2 separate regions of the Homo sapiens genome follow, and region 2 is linked to region 1. A link is an interaction called in ENCODE POLR2A ChIA-PET data of the cell type or tissue named here. Cell type or tissue: GM12878. All regions are shown on one strand. Region 1 overlaps ZNF236-DT (ZNF236 divergent transcript). Region 2 overlaps ZNF236 (zinc finger protein 236).

Evidence for each region. Peaks named below come from ENCODE experiments on the same cell type or tissue, not always from the same donor. Only the 100,000 strongest peaks of a DNase experiment are listed, where the experiment ranks them.
Region 2: POLR2A ChIA-PET joins it to region 1 with 5 read pairs; 5 of 35 experiments call an interaction of 5 or more read pairs at or near these places.

What each region holds. Positions count from the first base shown.
Region 1 is chr18:76,816,885-76,820,884 of GRCh38, forward strand. The region is part of intron 1 of ZNF236-DT (ZNF236 divergent transcript); the gene reads right to left. Among named protein-coding and RNA genes, the nearest start is that of ZNF236-DT, 3.4 kb to the right of the region's middle. RefSeq lists a silencer at 3,478-3,557. In GM12878, no CTCF peak of the experiment used is centred here; no DNase peak of the experiment used is centred here; H3K4me3 peaks cover 1,284 bases; H3K27ac peaks cover 502 bases.
Region 2 is chr18:76,963,539-76,967,538 of GRCh38, forward strand. The region is part of intron 30 of ZNF236 (zinc finger protein 236); the gene reads left to right. Among named protein-coding and RNA genes, the nearest start is that of MBP-AS1, 15 kb to the right of the region's middle. RefSeq lists a silencer at 684-733 and an enhancer at 2,967-3,635. In GM12878, no CTCF peak of the experiment used is centred here; DNase peaks (open chromatin) are centred at 620 and 2,431; H3K4me3 peaks cover 869 bases; H3K27ac peaks cover 1,810 bases.

The DNA of each region.
Region 1 (4,000 bases):
CAGAAGCAGATGAAAATCTTTTATTGGAGAATATCATCTTATACCTTAAATTACTTTTTAAGTAATTTTCCAAGTCATTTCTTTCATATATCTAGACAAACAAGAAGGCAGGGCAACACAAGAAGAATCAGCACAAATTAGAAACCAAAAAAAAAAAAAAGACACACAGGCACTCCCTACAGAATTATCAGGAATTAGGTTCATGAGGTTAAAATGAAATAGAACATATATATATATATATATATATATTTTTTTTTTTTTGAGTCTCACTCTGTTGCCCAGGCTGGAGTGCACGATCACAGCTCACTGCAACCTCCACCTCCCAGGTTCAAGTGATTCTCCTGCCTCGGCCTCCCAAGTAGCTGGGATTACAGGCATGCACCACCATGTCTGGCTAATTTTCGTTATTTTTAATAGAAATGGAGTTTCACCATGTTGGTTAGGCTGGTCTTGAACTCCTGACCTCAGGTGATCCACCTGCCACAGTCTCCCAAAGTGCTGGAATTACAGGCTTGAGCTACTGTACCCGGCCTAGAACATTTTATTATTATTATTTTTCTTGAGATGGAGTCTTGCTCTGTGGCCCAGGCTGGAGTGCAGTGGTGCGAATCTTCACTCACTGCAAGCTCTGCCTCTCGGGTTCAAGCCATTCCCCTACCTCCACCTCCCGAGTAGCTGGGACTACAGGTGCCCGCCACCATGCCCGGCTAATTTTTTTTTTTGTATTTTTAGTAGAGATGAGGTTTCACCGTTAGCCAGGATGGTCTCGATCTCTTGACCTTGTGATCCGCCCGCCTCGGCCTCCCAAAGTGCTGGGATTACAGGTGTGAGCCACCGTGCCCGGCCAGTATATTTTAAAAAATTACTTTGGGCTGGGCATGGTGGCTCATGCCTGTAATCCAGTACTTTGGGAGGCCAAGGCAGGTAGATCACTTGCACCTAGGAGTTCCAGACCAGCCTGGATAACATGACAAAACCCCATCTCTACAAAAAATACCAAAAAAAAAAAAAAAAAAAATTAGCTAGGTATGGTGGTGCACACCTGTAGTCTCAACTACTTAGGAGGATCACTTGAGCTTTGGAGGTCGAGGCTGCAGTCAGCTGTGTTTGCGCCGCTGCACTCCAGCCTGGGTGACAGGGTAAGACCCTATCTCAAAAAACAAAACAAAGCAAACTCTGCTGACGTGAAAAAGAGTCAACTAAAATTCAGGAACTGAAAAATCCAAAACCCAACTTAAGAACTTAATAGGTATGTTCAACAGTAGTTTTGACATAGCCACAGAGCAATTTAATAAACTGGAGGATAGATCAGAATAAACCAGAACGAACGATAAAGGAACAAAAAGATAAAAACCTCATATAGAATAATTTTTTTTTAAAAGTGTAAGATGATCCAACATGTGTGTGTTTTTTTTTTTTTTGAGACGGAGTCTCGGCTTGTTGCCCAGGCTGGAGTGCAAAGGTATGATCTGGGCTCACTGCAAGCTCCGCCTCCTGGGTTTGAGCGATTCTCCTGCCTCAGCCTCCGGAGTAGCTGGGACTACAGGCATGCGCCACAATGCCTGGCTAATTTTTGTATTTGTAGTAGAAACAGGGTCTCACCACGCTGGCCAGGCTCGTCTCGAACTCCTGACCTCATGATTTGCCTGCCTCGGCCTCCCAAAGTGTAGGGATTACAGGTGTGAGCCACAGTGCCCGGCCTCCAACACATGTTTAATTAAACTCTAGTAGGTTAGAAGAGAGATATTTGGGCAGAAGCAGTATTTGAATATATAATAGCCAAGAATTTTCCAAAATTGAAGACATACAACAATCCAGACACTCAGTAAGTCTAATCAATTCCCAATAAGACGAATAAAAAGGCATATACATCCAGATAAACTATAGTAAAATTGAAGAAAATTGAAGACAGAGAAACACTTAAACGCAGTCAGAGGAAAATATTTATTTCAAAAAACAGCAGAAAATATGGATGCACATAACAGTGGAGTTACATCATTAATGTGTTGAAAGAAACGAGCTGACAACCTAGAATTCCATACTCAGAAAAAATATTTTTTAAGAATAAAAATTAAATACAAATATTTTCAGACAAACACAACTGAGATGATCAGCAGACCTCCTCTAAAGGAAATAATAGTAGGGGTACTTCAGGTGGAAGGGAAATGACCCTAGAAAGTCACAGAAGGATAAAACACAATGATAGTGGCATATATGTGGGCCATCAAAATGAACATCAACAGTACTGTGTCTTGTGAAGTTTTAAATACAGAAATAACTAAAATATCCAATAAACTGTTTTAGCATTGTCTGGGAAGAGGAAAAAATACTAATTTACATTAGACATTGATAAGTCAAGAACGCATGTTATAATCTCAAGTGTACCACTAAAAGCTATTTATATGTATAAATCAGCTATATATATGCAAATATACATAGCTTTATACATAAATATATGTAATATAGTGTATATATAAAATACTCATATATATAAAAATATATATAAAGCTTTTTTGAGACAGTCTCACTCTGTCACCCAGGCTGGAGTTCAGTGATACAATCTCAGCTCACAGCAACCTCCCAGGCTCAAGTGATCCTCTCCCCTCAGCCTCCTGAGTAGCTGGGACCACAGACACACGTCACCATACCTGGCCGTTTTTTTGTATTTTTGATAGAGATGGGGTTTTGCCATGTCGCCCAGGCTGGTCATGAACTCCTGAGCTCAAGCAACCCACCCACCCTGGCCTCCCAAAGTGCCGGGATTACAGGTGTGATCCACCTCGCTGGAATGCAGTGACGCTGTCTCTGCCTACTGCACTCGCTGCCTCCTGGGCTCGAGTGATCCTCCCACCTCAGCACCCCAAGTAGCTGGGACTATAGGTGCTCACCACTATGCCCAGCTAATTTTTTGTAGAGATGGGGTTTCACCATTTAATTTAATTTAAAAATTACTGATAATTTTTAAACATCAGTAATCCAAAAGAAAGCAAGAAAGGCGTAAAGAACATAAAACATATGAGTCAAATGGAAAGTGTGAAAAGACATCTTTACATGTAAAAATATCAGTACTTTGCATAAATGTACCAAATGATCTAGCTCTTAAATTTTGCTGTACATCGTCAAATTACCTGCAGATCTTAAAAAACAACAATAACGAAACACCAATGCATGGTTCCCATTCCTGTCAGATTTATGGATGTGAGGTATGAACAGGGCATTGGGACTTTTAAAAGCTTTCCAGATCATTCTAAAGTGCAGCAAATTTGGGAGCCACCACTCTCATTCAAGATAAAGATTATCAAATTGGATTTAAAAAAAAATACTTGGCCAGGTCCGGTGGCTCATGCCTGTAATCTCAGCACTTTGGGAAGCCAGGTAAACTCAGGAGATTGACACTAGCCTGGGCAAAATGGTGAAACCCCATGTCCACAAAAAATTAGCTAGGCATAGTGGTGAGCACCTACAGTCCCAGCTACTTGGGGTGCTGAGGTGGGAGGATCACTTGAGCCGGGGAGGCAGAGAGTGCAGTAGGCAGAGACAGCGTCACCGCATTCCAGCCGGGGCAACAGAGCCTGACCCTGTCTTAAAAACAAACAAACAAACAAACATCATACACACACACTTCTTTTTTTGAGACGGAGTCTCGCTCTGTCGCCCAGGCTGGAGTGCAGTGGCGGGATCTCGGCTCACTGCAAGCTCCGCCTCCCGGGTTCACGCCATTCTCCTGCCTCAGCCTCCCGAGTAGCTGGGAATACAGACGCCCGCCACCACGCCCGGCCAAGTTTTTTTTTTTTTTTTTTTTGTATTTTTAGTAGGGATGGGGTTTCACCGTGTTAGCCAGGATGGTCTCAATCTCCTGACCTCGTAATCCGCCCGCCTCGGCCTCTCAAAGTGCTGGCATTACAGGCGTGAGCCACCGCGCCCGGCCACACACACACTTCTTAAACTCACTTAACTCTAAAGGTACACACAGGAAAGAAAGCTGGTGGTGTTATTTACA
Region 2 (4,000 bases), 150 kb after region 1:
TTTGGTTATGTCCTGTCTTGGTTTTGGTTTTGGGTGATACTGGCTCCATAGAATGATTTAGGGAGGGTTCTCTTTTTCTCTGTCTTGTGGAATAGTGTCAAAAGGATTGGTACCAATTCTCCTTTGAATGCCTGGTAGAATTCTGCTGTGAATCCATCTGGTTGTGGACTTTGTTTTGTTGGTAATTTTTAAATTACTATTTCAATCTTGCTGCTTGTTATTGGTCTGATCAGGGTATCTAATTCTTCCTGATTTAAGCTAGGAGGGTTGTATCTTTCCAGGAATTTATCCATCTTTCTAGGTTTTCTAGTTTATATGTGTAAAGGTGTTCATAGTAGCCTTGAATGATCTTTTATATTTCTGTGGTGTCAGTTGTGATAGCTCCCATTTCGCTTCTTATTGAGCTTATTTGGATTTCCTCTCTTCTTGGTTAATCTTGCTAGTAGTCTATCAATTTTATTTATGTTTTCAGAGAACCAGCTTTTTGTTTCAGTTATCTTTTGTTTGTTTGTTTCAATTTCATTTAGTTCTGCTCTAATCTTGGTTATTTCCTTTCTTCTGCTGAGTTTGGTTTTGGTTTGTTCTTGTTTCTCTAGTTCCTTGAGGTGTGACCTTAGATTGTCTGTGTGTGCTCTTTCAGGCTTGATGTAGACATTTAGGGCTACGAACTTTCCTCCTAGCACTGCCTTTGCTGTATCCCAGAGGTTATGATAGGTTATGTCACTATGGTTGTTCAGTTCGAATAATTTTTTAATTTCTATCTTGATTTCATTTTTCACCCAATGATCATTCAGGAGCAGGTTATTGAATTTTCATGTATTTGCATGGTTTTGAAGGTTCCTTTTGGAATTTATTTGCAGTTTTATTCCACTGTGGTCTGAGAGAGAGCTTGATATAATTTCAATTTTCTTAAATTTATTGAGGCTCATTTTGTGACCTATCATATGGTCTGTCTTGGAGAAAGTTCCATCTGCTGTTAAATATAATGTATATTCTGCAGTTGTTGGATGGAATGTTAGGTATATATCTATTAAGTCCTTTTGTTCCAAGGTATAGTTTAAATCCATTTTTTCTTTTTTGACTTTCTGTCTTGATGACCTGTCTAGTGCTGTCAGTGGAGTATTGAAGTCTCCCACTATTATTATGTTGCTGTCTATCTCATTTTTTAGATCTATTAGTAATTGTTTTATAAATTTGGGAGCTCCAGTGTTAGGTGCATGTATGTTTAGGATTGTGGTATTTTCCTGTTGGACAACGCCTTTTATCATTATATAATGCCCCTCTGTCTTTTTTAGCTGCTGTTGCTGATGACAATGCGACTAAGCAATGATATTTTTGCAGTGAATTTCCCAGGTGTTCTTTGTGCTTCTTGTATTTGGATGTCTAGGTCTCTAGCAAGGCCAGGGAAGTTTTCCTCGATTATTCCCCCAGATATGTTTTCCAAACTTTTAGATTTCTCTTCTTCCTCAGGAATGCCGATTATTCTTAGGTTTGGTCGTTTAACATAATCCCCAGACTTCTTGGAGGCTTTGTTCATATTTTCTTATTCTTTTTTCTTTGCCTTTGTTAGATTGGGTTAATTCGAAGACCTTGTCTTCGAGCTCTGAATTTCTTTCTTGTACTTGTTCTATTCTATTGCTGAGACTTTTCAGAGCATTTTGCATTTCTATAAGTATGTCTATTGTTTCCTGAAGTTTTCCTTGTTTTTTATTTATGCTATCAATTTCATTGAATATTTCTCCCTTCACTTCTTATATCATTTTTTTGATTTCCTTACCTTTGGCTACACCTTTCTCTGGTACCTTCCTGATTAGCTTAATAACTAACTTCCTGAATTCTTTTTCAGGTAAATCAGGGACTTCTTCTGGGTTTGGATCCATTGCTGGTGAGCTTGTGTGATTTTTGGGAGCTGTTAAAGAGCCTTGTTTTGTCATATTACCAGAGTTGGTTTTTCTGGTTCCTTTTCATTTGAGTAGGCTCTGTCAGAGGGAAGGTCTAGGGCCGAAGGCTGTTGTTCAGATTCTTTGGTCCTACGGGGTTCTCTTGATATAGTACTCCCCGCCTTTTCCTATGGCTGTGGCTCCCTGAGAACAGAGCTATAGTGATTGTTACCTTTATTCTTGGTCTAGCCGCCCAGCAAGTCCACCTGGCTCCGGGCTGGTACTAGGGGTTGTCTGCACAGAGTCCTGTGATGTGAACCATTCATGGTCTCTCAGCCATGGGTACCGGTGCCTGTTCCGGTGGAGATGGCAGGGGGGTGAAATGGACTCTGTGAAGGTTCTTAGCTTTGGTGGTTTAATGCTCTATTTTTGTGCTGGTTGGCCTCCTGCCGGGAGGTGGTGCTTTCCAGAGAGCATCAGCTGTGGTAGTATAGGGAGGAACAGGTGGTGGGCGGGGCCCTAGACCTCCCAAGAGTATATGCCCTTTGTCTTCCGCTTCCAGGGTGGGTAGAGAAGGAGCATTGGGTGGGGGCTGGGCTAGGCGTGTCTGAGCTCAGACTCTCCTTGGGCGGGTCTTGCTGTGGCTGAGTATTTGGGGTGTCTCCTGGGTCCTGCAGGAGCAATCCACTTCCTTCAGAGAGTCTGTGGGTCCTCTCAGGTTTCCTGATTTATTCCCCTAGTTGTTTGGGAGCAAAAATTCACAATGTGAGCCTCCTCATGCTGCTCTGTCCCTTTGAGTCGGAGGTGCAGTCTAGTCCTGCCTCCCATCCGCCATGATCTCTGGAAGCCTGTGCTTTTGTTACTTTAATAGTTAGTGTTTGCAGTTGTTGAAGTTGGCTATGGACTGCCCCCCTTCACACACACACACACACACACACAGAGACACACACACAGAATTTGATTAGATTAAATTTATATTTTGGCAAGGGCACAGAAATTTATTGGAGTAAAATGGCAGCCCAGAACCTGAGCAAGCGCAGCATTTCTGAGCAGCTCGTTTCTCACTGGACAGAGCTTTCTGTAGGGGCCTTCAGCACCTGGCCAGTCAGAGGCCCAGAATAGCATCTCTGTCTGTCTTCACATCATGTCTGGAAGCCCCTTTTCCTGCAGCATGCAGTTCAGGTGCTGTCTCGGTGCTCAGGGGCACAGAGCAAACAGAATCTGCACCAACTGCTCCTGTCTGCATCCTGTTGACCTGGCACAGACAACACGTGGGCCTTGGTTTCTCTCTTGATTCGCTAACGTTCATGCCCTTCAGAGTATGGATATTGGGGTGTGATCCTACTGCTTGTCTGTCCCTTGTTCACCTTTGTTTCCTACACAGAATCTAGCAGTGGCATCCATCTCTGAGGAAGGAATGATAATAGATGGCCTAGACTAGGTTTCAGAGGGTGGCAGTAGCTATGCAAGGAACTAGAAATGTTAAAGTCTGAGTAGACCCCTTGGTGTGCTCCATGCATTTTGCGGGTGTGATTTGATTGTTCGAGGTGGTATGCTCTGTGAGATCTGTGGTTTGTTTGGTTGTTGGAGGTGATGTGATTCGTGAAATGTGTTATTTGGTTGTTGGAGGTGATGTGATTCGTGAGATGTGTTATTTGGTTGTTGGAGGTGATGTGATTCGTGAGATGTGTTATTTGGTTGTTGGAGGTGATGTGATTCGTGAGATGTGTTATTTGGTTGTTGGAGGTGATGTGATTCGTGAGATGTGTTATTTGGTTGTTGGAGGTGATGTGATTCGTGAGATGTGTTATTTGGTTGTTGGAGGTGATGTGATTCGTGAGATGTGTTATTTGTGATTTGGTGTTAGGGGTGGTGATGTGATCTGTGAGATTTTTGTTTTGTTGTTGGAGGTGGTGTGATCTGTGACATTTGTGATTTGTTGTTGGAGGTGGTGTGATCTGTGAGATTTGTGATTTGGTTGTTGGAGGTGGTGTGATCTGTGAGGTTTGTGATTTGTTGTTGGAGGTGGTGTGCTCTGTGAGATTTGTGATTTGGTGTTAGGGGTGGTGATGTGATCTGTGAGATTTGTGATTTGGTGTTGGAGGTGGTGGTGTGATCTG